Linked DNA regions of Homo sapiens: region 1 is linked to region 2. Evidence: read pairs that join two places in POLR2A ChIA-PET (ENCODE). Cell type or tissue: GM12878. All regions are shown on one strand. Each heading gives the region's core, and the rest is flanking DNA. Links, peaks and the distances in the headings are about the cores only. Region 1 has its middle 43 kb from the start of LINC02425. Region 2 holds the start of LINC02389 (long intergenic non-protein coding RNA 2389).

Region 1 (8,682 bases), core at 411-8,410, 1.2 Mb after region 2:
TGTTATACATACATATGTGTATATGTAATATATACACATATGTGAATATGTAATATATACATATATGTCTATATTACATATACACATATGTGTCTATATTATATATACACATATGTGTCTATATTATATATACACATATGTGTCTATATTATATATACACATATGTGTCTATATTATATATACACATATGTATATATTATATATACACATATATGTATATTATATATACACATATATGTATATGTTATATAAACACATATATGTATATGTTATATATACACATATATGTATATGTTATATAAACACATATATGTATTAGATAACTTTGCCACAAAATATCTCACTTTCATTGTTATTATTTTTGCATTGCTCTTATATAGTGACCTTGGAAACAAAAGACATCATTCTATTTATAGCATTCTGGTTTTAGTAATCATACTTTCATTTAAAAAATATAGTAATTTTTGGCCCGGCGTGGTGGCTCATGCCCGTAATCCCAGTACTTTGGGAGGCCGAGGCGGGCTCCCAAAAGTCAGTATATTCCGAATTGACCGTTCCTTCTGTTTTCTTTTCCTTCCCTAACTATATCTTCTATTTCAAGAAACATCTTTACATAATTCACAGAAATTACTCCGTGTTTTCCCACTTTCAGGCCCTTGCACTTACACCCTCTGCCTGTTTGCCTCCTGAATACATATAGATATATACACATATATATACACATATATACATATATATGTATGTGTGTATATATAAAATAAATATATATACATATAAAATAAATATATATACATATATATATATTTTTGGATAGGGAGTTTTGCTCCTGTTGCCCAGGCTGGAGTGCAATGGTGCAATCTGAGCTTACCACAACCTCCGCCTCCCGGATTCAAGTGATTCTCCTGCCTCAGCCTCCCGAGTAGCTGGGATTACAGGCATGAGCCACCACGCCAGGCTTATTTTGTATTTTTAGTAGAGACGGGGTTTCTCCATGTTGGTCAGGCTGGTCTTGAACTCCCGACCTCAGGTGATCCGCCCGCCTCGGCCTCCCAAAGTACTGGGATTACAGGCATGAGCCACTGTGCCTGGCCAAAAATTACTATATTTTTAAAATGAAAATATGATTACTAAAACCAGAATGCTATAAATAGAATGATGTCTTTTGTTTCCAAGGTCACTATACAAGAGCGATGCAAAAATAATAACAATGAAAGTGAGATATTTTGTGGCAAAGTTATCTAAGGCCAAACACTGTGGCCACAAGCTCTGCCAGCAAGTATTCAGGGGGCAAACAGGCAGAGGGTGTAAGTGCAAGGGCCTGAAAGTGGGAAAACACGGAGTAATTTCTGGGAATTATATAAAGATGTTTCTTGAAATAGAGGATATAGTTTGGGAAGGAAAAGAAAACAGAAGGAGAGGTCAATTAGGAATATATTTTGGAGGGCTCTGAGAAATTAGTATTGGCTATGGTTTTAATGTGTCCCCCAAATTTTATATGTCGGAAACGGAATCCCAGAATTCATATGTTGATGGTATTTGGAGGTGGGGCCTTTGGGAGGTAGTTGGGATTAGATAAAGTCCTCAGGGTGGGGCCCCCATGATGGGACTGGAGGCTTTCTAAGAAGAGGAAGAGAGACCCAGGCTGACACTCGGGCTCCTACCCTCTTGCCCTGTGGCGCCTCTGCCGTGCTATGACCCCGCATGAGGCCCTTGCCAGAAGCTGACCACATGCAGCCTCTCAACCTTGGACTGCTCAGCTTCTAGAATTGTAAGGAACAAATTTCTTTTATTTGTAAATTACCCAGCCTCAGGTATTCTGTAATACGAACAGAAAACAAACTGAGATAGTGCATTACTGTTCAGCAAAAAGCAGTTAGCTATTGAAGGGGGAGCTACTGAGATGAGCCCTCCACCTCAGGATGCTGCTGTAGCAGGGCTGTGCCAGGCAGATGAGAGAGCCGAAGGCTGGAGTCCAGGTCATTTCTAGGCTAACCAGGGAGGGGGACTCTGGTGCAAAAGATGTGGGAGTGGGGGCCCCTTTCTCGATATCATAGGTAACCCCATACTGGTTACCAACTTGACTTTCTGTGAGTGGCATAGCTCACCCTCACTACTTTCCCTGCGGCCCACCACCCCCACACTGGCAGGCTAACTGCATGGTACGCCCTGGGGGGAATAGGCTGAGAATTCTGAGCCTCAACTCCACCCAGTCTTGGAAATTCTAGCCCTTTATCTCTTTGCCCCTATAACCTGTATCAGAAGCTTAGATTAATCGCTGAGGGACTGCACCCAGGGAGGGATGGGGTGTTACTGGGGAAACTGGATTTACCCTCTAGTTGCTAGGTCTGGCTCCAAGTTCTAGGTTTCCTCATTCCAAGTTCTAGGACCCTTGATATGAGCCATTCCTCTGGACCCTTTCCTCAGGGAGTTTGGTGAGGAAAGAACATGTTAGCATATCCTTAGAGACTGCTGTGGCCTAAGAATAGAAAAAGAGGAAATCACTGCATTGTGGGGGATTCCAGTCCCTCCACTTCTTGCTTCTCTTGGGCCCAGAGAGAAGCTGTTTTCCTTTACAAACAGTGCAGTGCATACATCCAGGGCATAAGAGTTTTGTTCTTTCCTGCGCTTTGAGGAGACTACAGTGTATTTTGCCTTAAATATATGCCCCAACATTTACCAGCTTCACAGTCTGCATATTTCACTTCTAACACTGAGGTTAAAACAAAAATGAATACAATATTTTTTAGACGTGAATGAAATCAACAAGTTTTGTTTTGTTTTTTAAACTTTTGCCATAAACTGTGACTAGTTTTAATGATTTCACAAATTGCTATCTCTAAATTCTAGGAATGTGTGTTTGAGGCTCCCCTATTTTGAGATTATAGACAGGCCAAAGATACAATCTGAACAAATTTTTTATCAAGATAAGGGATGGGGGCTGGTGACATAGAATAAGGGTGTTTCCAAGAGGGTTCAGGACTGGGAGGGAAAATAATCCAAAGTTGTGACCTGTGTTGGACCAACAGTGAAACAAAAACAGCATAAGCTTCCTCTTAGAGAGTTGTGGGAACCTAGAAGTTCCTCTTATGCGAACACCTTCACTTAACAAGTGAGAAACATTAAAACTGAAAGAGAAATTTTCCTAAGCCCTGTTATAAGAAATAAATGTGTAGGAACAGATTACAAGGCAGTATCTATAGTTTTAAGGGTTGGTTCATCAAGCCTATGTTTTGTTGATCTACTAACTACAAATTTGAATGCGAGAGGGACCAATATATAAAAATCCATTCCTTGTCTGAGTTCTTCAACCTGCAAACACACTCAATGATAACAGAAGAATATCAGGATGTGTCTATTGCAAGCTGTTTGTCTTATTTCAGCCTATTAGCATCCCTGGGAGGACGGCATTATCACCTAGTTGTAAAGATGAGGAAACTTGTTTGGCTAAAGTGACTCAACTTGTAAGATATCAAAGTGTGATGTGTCTGGCTTCCAAGCCTAATGTTTTCAGTTGCAACGTAACTTTTTCTATGTTGATTTCCCATTAGCGCTAGGTCTACATGTGAAAATTTCAGTTCTAATTTCCGTTTTAGGAATGGTTCACACTCTGAATCATGTGAGGTTCCTTACGTGGCTTGCGACCAACTGGCCATTACAGTTAATCCCTCGAATCTCTTCCAGGGTATCACCAAATCATTCTCCAAATAAAATTATTCAAAAATCAAATCCAAGGATAAGAAAAAAGTGAGCAGAGGGGAGTCCATTAAGTTTCATCTTCTTCCAATTAGTTCAACACTCTTCACTTATTTGGCTGTTCCAAAGATATTTTGTCCTGCTTAAAAATAGAGGTGCGGCCAGGCATGGTGGCTCACGCCTGTAATCCCAGCACTTTGGGAGGCTGAGGTGGGCGGATCACGAGGTCAGGAGATCGAGACCTTCCCGGTGAACACTGTGAAACCCGTCTCTACTAAAAACAGAAAAAAATTAGCCGGGTGTGGTGGCGGGTGCCTGTAGTCCCAGCTACTCGGGAGGCTGAGGCAGGAGAATGGCATGAACCTGGGGGGCGGAGCTTGCAGTGAGCGGAGATTGCGCCACTGCACTCCAGCCTGGGCAACAGAGCGAGACTCCATTTCAAAAAAAAAAAAAAAAAAATGAGGTGCAAGGTGCAACAACATTCCATTCAAAAAACAGCTAGCATATCTTCTGGCATTTTTAAAAAAGAAGTTTAACCCAGAAATCCTATAAGATTCTTTTTTTTTTTTTAAATTTTAGACAGAGTCTCCCTCTGTCACCCAGGCTGGAGTGTAGGAGTGTAGTGGCGCTATTTCGGCTTACTGCAACCTCCACCTCCCTGGTTCAAGTGATTCTCCTGCCTCTGCCTTCTGAGTAGCTGGGAGTACAGGTGCATGCCACCACATCTGACAATTTTTTTTTTTGTATTATCAGAAAAGTCAGGGTTTTGCCATGTTGACTAGGCTAGTCTCGAACTCTTAGCCTCAAGTGATCCTCCCACCTCAGCCTCCCAAAGTGCTGGGATTACGGGTGTGAGCCACTCACCCGGCCAATTCTGTAAGATTCTATAAGTTCTCCTGCACTTGCCAGGTGTGGCAACTCATGCCTATAATCCCAGCACTTGGGGAAGCTGAGGCAGAGGCCAGGAGTTCTAGGTTACAGAGAGCTATGATCGTGCCACTGCACTCCAGCCTAGGCAACAGAATGAGACCCTATCTCTATTTTTTAAGAAGGGAGGGTACTGGTTGAGGTGGCTTACACCTGTAATCTCAACGCTTTGGGAGGCCAAGGTGGCAGGATTGCTTGAGGCCAGGAGTTTGACACCAGCCTGGACAACATAGCAAGACCTCGTCTCTGCTAATATATATATATATATTTTTTTTAATTAAATGAGCATGGTGATGTGTGCCAGCTGAGCTTAAGTCCAGGAGTTCAAAACTGCAGTGAACTATGATCATGCCACTGCACACTCCAGCCTGGGCAACAGAACAAGACCCTGTCTCAAAACAAAACAAAACAAAAACAAACAAAAAACCACAAAGTTTTCTGCAGTTGATCATGAGAGGCAAGCTGTCTCTTAAACTGAGAGCAGAAAAGCAATGGCAAGGAATATAGGAAACTTTTCTGATATCTTCAAGGTGGTAGAAATTTTATAGTGGAAAAATACACTGCAATGCATTCTGTAGTTAATGAAACCATTTGTTCTTTAACAAATACTTATTGAGTACTTATGATGGATTAGACACTATCAAACTTGCAATATAGCCTCATAATTGAGATCTGAAATAAATAAAGATTTAGGAACTCTTACCTCACTAACCTGGAAATATGATCTTAGCAGTAAGCTGTATATTTCCATCCAGTGATGATAAAGAAAAAAGGGGAAAAATTTTGTTGTGGAAGCCATACATGTTGATAGTAGTTGCAAGGAATAACAGCACACACTTCTTATGAACTTGAAATAATGCTTCAAGCATTTCTTGCTTTCCACACAAATATATATCCGGCCACAAATGTAAACACTGTCCTCCCACATAGTCCTGGCATTGCAGAAAGAAAGAAGCATGAAACAAGGAGATCTCACCTCATGACCTCTGTATCCCAGCTCACACACGGTAACAGGACTTTCCTGATACATTTTAGTGAAAGTTCAATCAGATATCCTTGAATGATATACATACTTTTAAATACAAAGAAAAGGAAAATACTTTTATGATATTTTAAATTTGATCCTCTAGAAAGAAAATAGATTTCAGTGATTATACTATCACTATTACTATTGCTGTTACTACCTTAGACATAAATAACAGAAAACATTTTTCTTAGAAAAAGTCAGAGGGTTTCTGACACAGAAAGTGAAACACAGATTATTATTATTTTTTATTTTTTTGAGACAGAATCTTGCTCTGTCACCCAGGCTAGACTGCAGTGGTACGATCTTGGCTCACTGCAGCCTTGACCTCCTGGGTTCAAGCGATTCTCGTGCCTCAGTCTCCCGAGTAGCTGCGATTACAGGCATCCGCCACCACACCCAGCTAATTTTTGTCTTTTTAGTAGAGATGGGGTTTCACCATGTTGGCCAAGCTGGTCTCGAACTCCTGTCCTCAGATGATACACCTGCCTTGGCCTCCCAAAGTGCTGGGATCGCAGGCGTAAGCCACCATGCCCGGCCCAGATTAATTAATTTACCTAATCACACAGGTGGTTTCTAAAGGACAAAAGTAAAAACTACATACTATTTTTGGAATTGATACTACTATTTGGGGACACAGCATTCACTTCCAGAAATTTATTCTACAGATATGCTCACATGAGTGTGCAAAGTATACAAGGATGTTCATTGGTGTTAAAACAGAGAAAAATCAGAAATGAGAAACCGAGTGTCCTTCAACAGAGGATTGGTTAAATGAATTATGTTACATCCACAAATGGAAAATGAAAATTTCCTTTAAAAAATGATTTAGGCCAATATGGGATGATATGGAATAACCATAATATATAAGGTCTTTTGACTCTAAGTTTAGTGTTCAATACACTATGTTGTCCATTTTGGTTAAAGTTGGGTCAGGAAAACAGAAGTCACTCTATGGAGGAAGGGCTTTAATGGAGGGAAGTAGAGGCTTACACAAACATTGGTAGGGTTGGGGAACAAAGGTCAGGGAAGCCATCACCCATTATCCCAGTCTGCAAGACTATGTGAGCGGTTCTCAAGAGCTCTTCCGGAGGCTCTCAGCCTGCACTAAAGCAAATGACTCTCAAAAAGCCATTACCAACTACAGCAGCCACTTGCAGGACCAAAGCAGGTAATTAGCAGGAGCTCACCCAGTAGCAACCATAGACCATTCATGTGTGATCAGCCCACACGCTGGCCTGAAAATGCCTCTGGAGAGTAATAGTCTCTCCTCTTCTCCCTTCTAGGTCTCACCATGGATCTCGCACTGGCCCACTCAGGCCCAGAAACAAGTGAAGAGGGAGATTCTTGGAAATGTGTTGCAGAAGAGACTGGGGAAGCTGGGGTGGCAAAGGTGAGGATTTGACCCCAGATAGCCCATCAATTGCCATTTACAATTGAGGTTACCATTGTAACCTCATTTGTAACCATTGTAACCATTGTTACATTTTATTTATTTATTGTAACCATTGTAACCATTACAATGGCAATCTATTGCCATTTACAATAGAAGTTAGCATTAGGATCCTTTGACTGGTGGGCCAAGGCATATTTGAAATATAATTTTACAAGAAAAATTTTAACTTATACCCAATTTCTCTAAAACAGCATCTTTAGGACATGTGCTCAATTCTCTCTTGAAGGTAGAAGTCATCTCTTATTTTCAGAACTGAGAAATCAAAAAGAACTTCTGAGCTTCGAAAAATGTGCTGCCTTTTCTTTGAGTCCTTGCAGTAGAGGGAAGAATCTACAGAAAAGTTTGGCCTTTTGATTACATAATAATAGCATCAGTTAACCCTTCAACTAGTGTAGTGCTTATTTGTGCAAGTGCTGTTGCACCCAAAATGTTTTGTGTAATCCTCCAGCAATCCCTGAAGTAAGTAGTAGCAGCCTCATTTTACAGTTGAGAAAAATCAAGACTGAGAAATTTCCGCAAGATCACGCTGTACTGTTTTGTGGAACCTAGACCTGAAGTCCAGCTCACTCTAAAACCCATGTTCTAATCAACTCAAGGATCCATATCTTCATGAATTGAAAACTCTAAGAATGATGTCCTTTATGAAATATGATTTGTGAGGCTGAGGCAGAGGGAGGAAAATGCCTTATCATGAGTTGAGGCAAGTATTTAATAAACCTTGAGTTTAAATAAAAATGTTGAATCCTTTACAATCCCCTCTAAAATATTTGCACTATTGTTATTTAAGTATTGCCAGTCGTACCAAGTCGCCATTCTTCAACAGTACCATTTGCTTCAAAAGAGGCAAAATTCACAGTGCAGAAGGATGAAACTAATTTTTTTTTCTTAGAGAAAAAGAAACGGAATTTCTCTGAATGTCTTGAGTACATGGTATAAGAGAATGCACTCTGGATGGGAAAAGAATTTTCATTTTCAAGAGGAATTTGATTTTACCCATGGGCGAATAGGTGATTTTATCTGTGCCCTGAGACGTTCTCTTCCACCTCTGCTTTTGCAATATCTCTGCTTTGTTTTTGATGAGGTTAGTTTCCAATGGGTTACAGTTCTTGTACTGTCTACACAAAGCCTATTAAGCTACAGGATTTTTATGAAGATGGTCTTCAGAGCATCAGATGAGTGGCTACTTGATTAAGACAATTTGATTCAAGCATAAGGCAAGTTCAAAGAGGATCAAAACTATTAGTAACCTGGTAAATTAGTAACCTGGTAAAGTCTGGTTCTAAGAGAGCTCCAAGTTCCAAGAAGCTTTCTTAAGTTAACAGCTGTGCTAAGAATAGACCTGGGTCATTGGTTTCCCCTGGTTAGTATACCTACAATGGACCTGATTGAAAGGCTAAGCCTCAGCGAGGTCACTTTGTCCCTTTGATTCTTGATAGCCTATGCCACAGTTTGACCTTCAAAACACTCTAGAATCCCCCCCTTCTTTCTGTCTTCAGATGACAGCCTAAGCTCAACCTCTGTTCTGCCCCTCCTCTTCTTGCACTTTGTCCTATGCTTCATTTCTTCCTAAAAGGAAATGTGA
Region 2 (8,682 bases), core at 130-8,129:
AACTGTTGGAGTGGTTCTTCCACAAAGGCAGCCAGTGCTCACCTGAATGGGGACTGGTACTGTAGGTATTGGGTCAGCTTTCATGCCGTTCCCTGCTGGCCATCTCCCAATGCTGAATGTCTGACTCAGTTCAGGCTGCTGTAACAAAGTACCATAGACTGAGGTGGCTTAAACACAGACATTTCTTTCTCACAGTTCTGGAGGCTGAGAAGTCAAAGATCAACGTGTCTGCAAATTTGGTATCTGGTGAGGAAGGGCCCTCTTCCTGGTTTGCAGATGGCTACCTTCTCACTGTGTCCTCACACAATGGAGAAAGGGAGTATGTTTTGGTCTCTTCCTCTTCTGATAAGGGCACTAACCTCATCATGAGGGTCCCATCCTCCTGGTGTCATCTAAACCTAATTACCTCCCAATGGCCCCGCCTTCAAATACCATCACGTTGAAGGTTGCTTCCTTCCTGGTCGTTTGCTCTGGTGAGACCAAATGACCTGCAAAGTGTCACTTGATTCCATTCTCTCCATCCCTTCCATCCCAGGCAATCTTTATCTAGCTACACCAACCTGTGCCCCAGGGGCTTCAAGAGTTGTTGTTGTTTTAACATTAAAAAACCAGAAAGTTCACTTGTTTCTTAGTGTTTACATCCTTGCTATAACAATTCTAGTTTTCCTTTAGGCAATGCTGATCACTGGGAAGGAGGTGGATCAATTCTCCTATGGGACCAACAGTTTTCTGGGAAGAAACTTCCTGATACCTCAGCCTAGGAATCTCCCTATCCCTGGAGAGTCCAGGAATCTATATTAAAACATGAAACAAAGCAAAAAATAAAAAAAAACCTCCTTAGTAATTGTTTTCTTTTTGAGACAGGGTCTCACTCTGTTGTCGAGGCTGGGGTGCAGTGGCACAATCTTGGCTCACTGCAGCCTCCGCCTCCCATGTTCAAGTGATTCTCCTGCCTCAGTCTCCCAAGTAGCTGGGACTACCAAGTGTGCACCACTATTCCCGGCTAATTTTTCTATTTTTAGTAGAGATGGGGTTTCATCATGTCCACCAGGCTGGTCTTGAACTCCTGGCCTCAAGCAATCCGCCCACCTTGGCCTCCCAAAGTGCTAGGATTACAGATGTGAGCCACTGTGCCTGGCCTTCCTTAGTAATTTGAACGTTGAACTAAGTTTAGCAACCACTGAACAAGTTAACTATAGCCATATATCACCTGATGACGGGGGTAACGATGGGGAAATTGTTAGGTAATTTCAACATTGTGCGAATATCACGGAGTGTGCTCACACAAACCTAGATGGTATAGCCTACTACACACCTGGGCTATATGGTGTAGCCTATTGCTCCTAGGCTACAAACCTGTATAGCAAGTTACTGTGCCGAACACTGCAGTCAGTTGTAACACAATGGTAATTGTGTATCTAAACATATTAGAAAAGGTACAGTAAAAATACAGTATTACAATCACACAGGACCACCATAGCACATGAGGTCCATCGTTGACTGAAACGTGGTGTGGCACATGACTGTATTGTAATGGTCTCCTAACTGGTCTCACTGCCATCCATTTTGGACCCTCCCCCTGCCCACCCCACCTCTCTGCTGCTTGGCTATACACTGCTGCCAGAATGATCTTTCTAAAATGAAAAACTAATTGGGCCATCCCTCTGGTCAAAATCTTTCTTCAATTTCTGGAGGGTAAAAGCTAAAATCCTTATCTTAGCATGATTTGACCCATGGTTAATTTTCCGTCTTATTTTCCCACAGCTTCCCCATTCATTACCTCGTGCAACCTATCCTCACCAGCACCATAATATCAACCATTGGTGGAGCTCCTTGAGCTCAGCACTATACTAGCTCCTTTGTGCTATCTCACTTATTCCTCCCAAGAGCTCTGTGAAGCTTACTGGCACTGTATTACAGATGATGAAGGTGAAGTGAGCAGTTACATCCTTGGCCAGTTGGAAGGAGGTGGATGAATTCCCCTATGTGATCAACAGTTTTCTGGGAGGAAACTTCCTGATACCTCAACCTAGGAATCTCTCTATCCCTGGAGAGTCCAGAAATCTATATTAAAATGTGAAACAAAGCAAAAAAACAAACAAACCTCCCTTAGTAATTTTTTTTTGTTTTTGAGACAGGGTCTTGCTCTGTCGCCCAGGCTGGAGTGCAGTAGCGCAATCTCAGCTCACTGCAACCTGCTCACTGCAACCTATTTAGCTGGCAAATAACATCTGGATCTATCTGACACCAGAGCCTGAGCTTTTCCTTTGCTACACTGTCTTATAACTTTGCCCATAACTCCAAGTTCCCTGAAGGCCCCCCACTCCGCTAATGCCCTCATACTGCTGTGTATTCATAAATCCTTGCTTCGAGCACCCTCCTTGCTTCAGTCTGCCTGGCAGATACCTACCTATCCTTTTGGTCTCATCGCACACATTAATGAGGTAAAATCCAATCTATGCCACTATATGATTTGGGGCAAGTTACTTAACATCTGAGACCTTCAATTTCCACATCTGTACAATGAGAATAATTTCAATCTCATAGGGTTTGTTGTGGACAATTGCCGTCTTTGCTGCCCAGAATTTACTATGCTTTGGCAACATTGCCTTAATTTTGCTTGGGGAGCCAGCCCTCCTCCACCTCTGCCCATGTACTTCCGGTGACAGTGATGGCCCTGGAGGGAGCACAGGGCCTGAGCTCAGACACTCAGCACTCTTCCTCCTCCTCACCATGGTGTCTGACCCATGGATGAGCCACAGGAAAAGAAGCTCAATTCCTAGGCTCTTGTTTTGAACTCTCACGTAAGCAGACTCACTCATTTCTACTGGATTTGGTCCTAAGTTGCTAAAGTTTGGGGAAAATTGGGTTACATATAGCTTATGTGATTAACTCCATAAATGAATATGCAACAGAATTTAACCTGGAAGGAAAAAGCCCAGGAGTTGTTGCTGGCAGCTCTCTTGTAACCATGAGGGGAGAGCTTGTTGGAGAAGAGTTAACACTCAGCAAGCAGAGCTGAGAAACAGAGAGAAAGCAGGCTGCTTTCAGGGCCTGTGAGCTCTGGATCAGGCCACGCCCAAAGCCAATTTGTCTCAGCTTATTTACTATATCAGCTAACATTCCAATTTTGGGGTTTAGCCAGTTTGGTCAGATTTTCTACCACTCATGTTGAAAAACTCTTAACTGAAACAGAGGTGTTGTGAAGATTACAGATTATAAGGGCAAAATGGTGGCTGTATCAGTGAACAGTAGTCAGGATTATTTTTTACTTTCCAGTGACTCAAACCTCTCCTAAACTGCTCTCTCAGTTTTGGCTCCGTCTTCCCATGATAATAATAGGTGGTGTAGAGAGGTGACAGAGTCAAGGAACATGGTTCTTGTTTTCTGAAGATGGTTCTTTCCTCAAGCCCTTTGAGTCTTCTTTGGTCTTATATTCTCATCACAGAAGGAGAGGTGATTGTCTTTCCCCAGTTTTGTCTACCATTCCGGTTCCATCTGCATTCCCGGAGGAGTCCTGTTGAGGGCAGAGTGACTGTGAGCAAAACAAGAAGAGCTGTGTCACCAAGTTCCATAAAATCTGGGAGCCCAAGCAGCATATTTGTGGGATTTGTCTGACAGAACGCAATGGAAACAGAGCGTGGCATTCGCTCCATCTCCCCCAGGTGAGCGGCAGCTTTCTCACGGGGGGTCGGGGGCGGGGGGGGGGGGGGGCTCTAGGGCATCTCTAATGGCGTCTGCGGGGAAGCAGCAGGGCTGGGTGAGAAAGTGGGTCTCACGGGACCTGCAGTGTTCAGCAGAGCCGTGGGAGTGCCTGCTGGGAGCATACTTGTTTGGGAACACATGAGAGGCACCCCCTGAAGATTTCAAGAAAACCGGATAGCATTAGGAGATATACCTAATATAAATGACGAGTTAATGGGTGCAGCACACCAACATGGCACATGTATACATATGTAACAAACCTGCACGTTGTGCACATGTACCCTAGAACTTAAAGTATAATAAAAAAAAATATATATATATACATATAAAAAGAAAACCTTGCCCAGTTAAGGGGATGGGAGGACTTTATAGGCCCTGTTTCAAAATATGTCTGTGAGAACGGTGTTGAGTCATTGTTGCTGCAGGGACCCTATCTGGACCAAGAAGTTGCTAAGGTCTGGGGAAGGTTGAGCTACATATAACGTATGTGATGAACTCCACAAATGTCTATGCAACAGAATTTAACAGATGGTGAAAAGTGTAAAGATTTTTGTTGCATGTATAGCTATGGAGCAGAATTTCTAGTACATTTGTCAAGTGTGAAACAAATTACAGAATCATGATATTATTTAATAAAAAGTGGTTATATCACAATAATAAACATTACTAATGGCAATCCTAGGCATCATGTAGCTCAATGATTTTCAAAGGTTTTTAAGGAGCAGAACATTATAAAATTATTGTTTAGACTTGTACTTTAAGTAGATAATATTTGCACAAGGTGAAAATTTAACATGTACGAAAAAGCACATAGGAAAACTAGGTCTCCCTCCACCCCTTGTCCCCTATCCACTCAAAGCTTCTACCCACAGGAAACCGATGTTACTCCTTTCTTTTGTATCCTTTCAGAGATGTTTTATGCATATTCAAGCACATTCTCACACACACACTTTCGTAAGCAGTAACACAATAACCTTCTGAACTTTCCTTTTTCACTATGTACCATGGAGATTGTTCCAGAACAGTGCAAGTAGAGCCACCTCGTTCTTTTTTACTGCTGCATAGATTTCCATTTCAGGTCTGTGCACAATACATTTATTCTCTAATCTATTATTAGATTATTTGTTTGCTTCCAATTTCATATCTATGGAATATGCATATCCTTGTACATATGATGTAATATTGCTAATAAGGAAGTTAGCTAAAGAATAAATTCTAAGACATGGAATTACTTGTCAACAATGCACATTTAAAATTTTGATACATGTTGCCAAATTGCTCTCCACAGATGTTCCATAAGTTTCTGCTTCCATCAGCAATGTAAGGAAGTGCCCAATTCCTCCTACCCCCACATTACTGAGAATCTTATCAAATTTTTTGATCTTTTCTGATTGGGTGAGTACTTAATGTATGTTTGAAAAATATGCATAAGGTTGACATATATTTAAAAGTTATTTATATGTCCTTTGTTCATAGGCTTTGCTCATTCTTGCTGTTTTTTTTCTTACTGGTTTTTTTTTTTTTTTTTTTGAGATGGAGTCTCACTCTGTTGCCCAGGCTGGAGTGCAGTGGTGCGATCTCGGCTCACTGCAAGCTCCGCCTCCCGGGTTCATGCCATTCTCCTGCCTCAGCCTCCCGTGTAGCTGGGACTACAGGTGCCCGCCACCACGCCTGGCTAATTTTTGTATTTTTTTTTTAGTAGAGATGGGGGTTTCACCATGTTAGCCAGGATGGTCTTGATCTCCTGACCTCGTGATCAGCCTGCCTCGGCCTCCCAGAGTGCTGGGATTAGAGGCATGAGCCACCACACCCAGCCTTTTTCTTACTGATTTGTGAGTTTTTTATGCGTTAAGAAAAACATCCTTGTCTGTAATCTGTGTCACAATATTTTTCTCATTTTGTCAATTATCTTTTGACTTTGTTCATGCTGATTTACTGACATGTATATAGATTTAAGGTCATTTTTATTTGGTCATATCTATTAATCTTTTCTATTATAGCTTCTGGGTTTTGTGTGATGTTTGGAAAGGCTCTCTCTACTTCTTTGTGGTTAAAGTTCTTTAATTTTTTCCTTCTACTAGTTTTATGGTTTCATTTTTTATGTTTAAATCTGACTCATTTGGAATTTACTTTTGTGTAAGTTGGGAACTAAGGTTCCATCTTAACATTTATTTTTTCCAAATAGTTACCTAGTGGTGCCGGCACCATTTATTAATCTTTCCCCTATTGATTAAAAATGCCACCTTTATAATCACATACTAAATCCCTGTATGTTTTAGGGTGAATATCTGGACTTTTGGAGTACAACTGAACCACTACCCTCATTCAGGTGGGGGCAGAGAGGCCAGAGCTCTGCACACTGGTTTCCTCTCTGGTTGCCAGCATTACCCCTGAAGTTGCTTTGGGGGAGATCTTGGGGTTCTGGGGAACAGAGTTTGGAAACTACCAGTCTGGACCACTCTTTTTTTTCACTGATGAAAATCTGTAGCTCGGTGTAATTAAGTGACTTAAAATAACATTCTGACATTGGCAAGTTGCCATATGTTCCCAATCCCCTAACCCCCACCATGTGCATGGAGTATATCATTGGTGTAGGAGGCTCACTGATATGAGAATCACAGGAGAGCCCACAGCTGCTGTTAGGGACTGCTATAGTGTCAGAAGGCCTCATCCATGTATTTGGGGGAAAGAATGTTCCAGAAAGAGGAAACAGCAAGTACAAAGTTTCTGAGCTACATATGTAGAGAGATATAGGTATAGGTATAGAAATAGTATAGATAATTTAGAAAGACAGAGATAGAGACAGACCTAGAGATTAGAATGTGCTTCAGCTAAGAATAGGACCATTTTTACTTAGCATGCTGTTCATAGTAATAAGTTGCTGTTATAATTTTCACAGCCAAAAATCCATACATGATGTTATTTGTATTGTTTATGTTGTTTTATATATTATTTTTATTTATGCTTATATTTTCACAGCCCTCCTAAATTGAGTGGAATGATTGCAAAGTGTTTCCAATAAATGAGGATACTCCACCCCTTACCCTCCAAAAGTCTTCTCTTCAATTTGGGTTTGGTGCCAGCAATTTAGTCTTGACTGATACAATAACATTTCAAATTTCTAGAAATAGTTGGGGGAGGGGAAGACTAGCCTGTGTTGTAGAGCTTTGAAGAGATAAAAATAGCTTTGCACCTGATGCCTCTCCCTGAGAAAGTAGTCAGCCCCAGAGAGTCCCAGTTCCACCTTCTTTTGAAATTATCTTAGAGGTAACCAATGGATCCCCTCCAGGAGGGACTGTCCATCCCCACCAGGTGCAGAGAATGAACCACTCCTTAAGTTTGCCTGGTAAATGGTTTGGAGTGTCACTGCTAGACATGGTGGCTGTGATGTCACTACTGTGTGTATCTTGAAAGGTCAATAAAGAATGAGTAAAACATTTGAAGAGGTTCTTATTCAACAACAATATTTGTTTAAAGGCTTGCCAAAAACACAAAACAAAGCCTTAAACCCCAAACCTTTAATAGTATAAAAATAACAAGGCTTAAGTCATAAACATTGGATTTCCAGAATTTAAAAAGATAATTTTTGAAAAAGGAATTACATCAAGAAAATTTTTTTTGAATTGACTGTCTTCTAAAACAAATTAAAAAAACAAAAACAAGAAAAGCAATTAAAAAAAACAGTTGCTAATGTTCAATCCGGAGAAATGGATGGATTCCAGTATTTTATTCACAAACAAGCTTCATCCAAATGGCAGAACAACAGGGGTCTGGCTTCTGCATGGCTCAGGCCTGAGTTTCTGAACCGGAGGGTATATGGTGAGGTTGGGATTAAGGGTTTTCCTGCCTCATTTAATTAGGGCCTAGTCACAGTTGCACCAGCAGTTGTTTTCACATCCAATTCTGTTGGCCTTATAGTCTGGGAAAATTCTCCCAACTCCAACAATGAACTGACTTGGAACTTGAGACTCTGCGGTGCTGATATTGACATCAGAAAATCTGGACACTGCTCCAGGGTTCTTTCATAAAGTCCGAGAGGTCATACTATTTTCATAGCAACATCAGGGCGTGATTTGCCTTTTTCACTCCCATTTTCTCACAAGTATACAAGGAGGTTTTCAGAGGCTGCATAATGTGTGATATCACAACAGCTTGAATGCAGGAGCAGATAGGAGAACCCAGCTGTCTTCTATTAAACCACATAGGAAAGAGATTTGCAAAAATGTAAAGCAATACTGCTCTTTCACCAAATATTTTTGTTTTGGAAAATGTGGTTATTTTTCATAGAATCTTATTTATGATAATGGATTTATTGTATTTTTAAAAGAATTAAAATATTTTGACTTTACTTATAATACACTAAATAAAAGATATCATGTATAAGCTCTTTAGGGTCCTCATAATTTTTGAGAGCTTATGTTAAGTTTAAATCTTGTCTAAAGAGGTTTAGAGACCATAAATTTTGAGAATTATGAGTCTATGGGATAGTGAAGGAAGATAAACACAAAATAACAATTAATATTTATTGAGTGCTTCCTGTTTGACAGGCACTGTGCTAAGAGCCTTACATGGATTGCCTCCTTTAATTCTCATAACCACCCCTCAGAGTAAATACCAGTGTTTCTTCTTTTATTTTTAAGAGACAGGGTCTCACTTTTCCACGCAGGCTGAAGTGCAGTGGCACAATCATAGCTCGGTGTAATCTTGAACTCCTGGGCTCAAGTGATCCTCCTGCCTTGGCCTCCCAAAATGCTGGGACTACAGGCGCGTGCCACCACGCCTGGCTTTAGTGTTCCTTCTTCTGCAATAGATGAGGAAACTGGAGCTTGGAGAGGATGTTACTTTCTCAAGGTCATAGAGCCAGAGAGTGGCAGAGGATGAAATTGAACCTGGGTGTGTGGCTGTAGCTCCCTTATTCTTAACCACTTGGTGACGGTCCTTCTAAAAGCCTGTCCCCCCAACCCCCAAACCACTGCA

What was found. Peaks named below come from ENCODE experiments on the same cell type or tissue, not always from the same donor. Only the 100,000 strongest peaks of a DNase experiment are listed, where the experiment ranks them.
Region 1: POLR2A ChIA-PET joins it to region 2 with 11 read pairs; 4 of 35 experiments call an interaction of 5 or more read pairs at or near these places.

What each region holds. Positions count from the first base shown.
Region 1 is chr12:66,069,235-66,077,916 of GRCh38, forward strand. No RefSeq gene overlaps it. Among named protein-coding and RNA genes, the nearest start is that of LINC02425, 43 kb to the left of the region's middle. In GM12878, for the core only: no CTCF peak of the experiment used is centred there; DNase peaks (open chromatin) are centred at 3,081 and 3,547; H3K27ac peaks cover 3,581 bases.
Region 2 is chr12:64,880,201-64,888,882 of GRCh38, forward strand. TBC1D30 (TBC1 domain family member 30) reads left to right here. Exons shown (of 12, transcript NM_015279.2): 12 at 1-833. It overlaps LINC02389 (long intergenic non-protein coding RNA 2389), which reads left to right and starts at 3,574. Exons shown (of 3, transcript NR_033988.1): 1 at 3,574-3,665. RefSeq lists an enhancer at 8,653-8,682. In GM12878, for the core only: no CTCF peak of the experiment used is centred there; DNase peaks (open chromatin) are centred at 3,071, 3,341, 3,731 and 4,606; H3K4me3 peaks cover 2,163 bases; H3K27ac peaks cover 6,587 bases.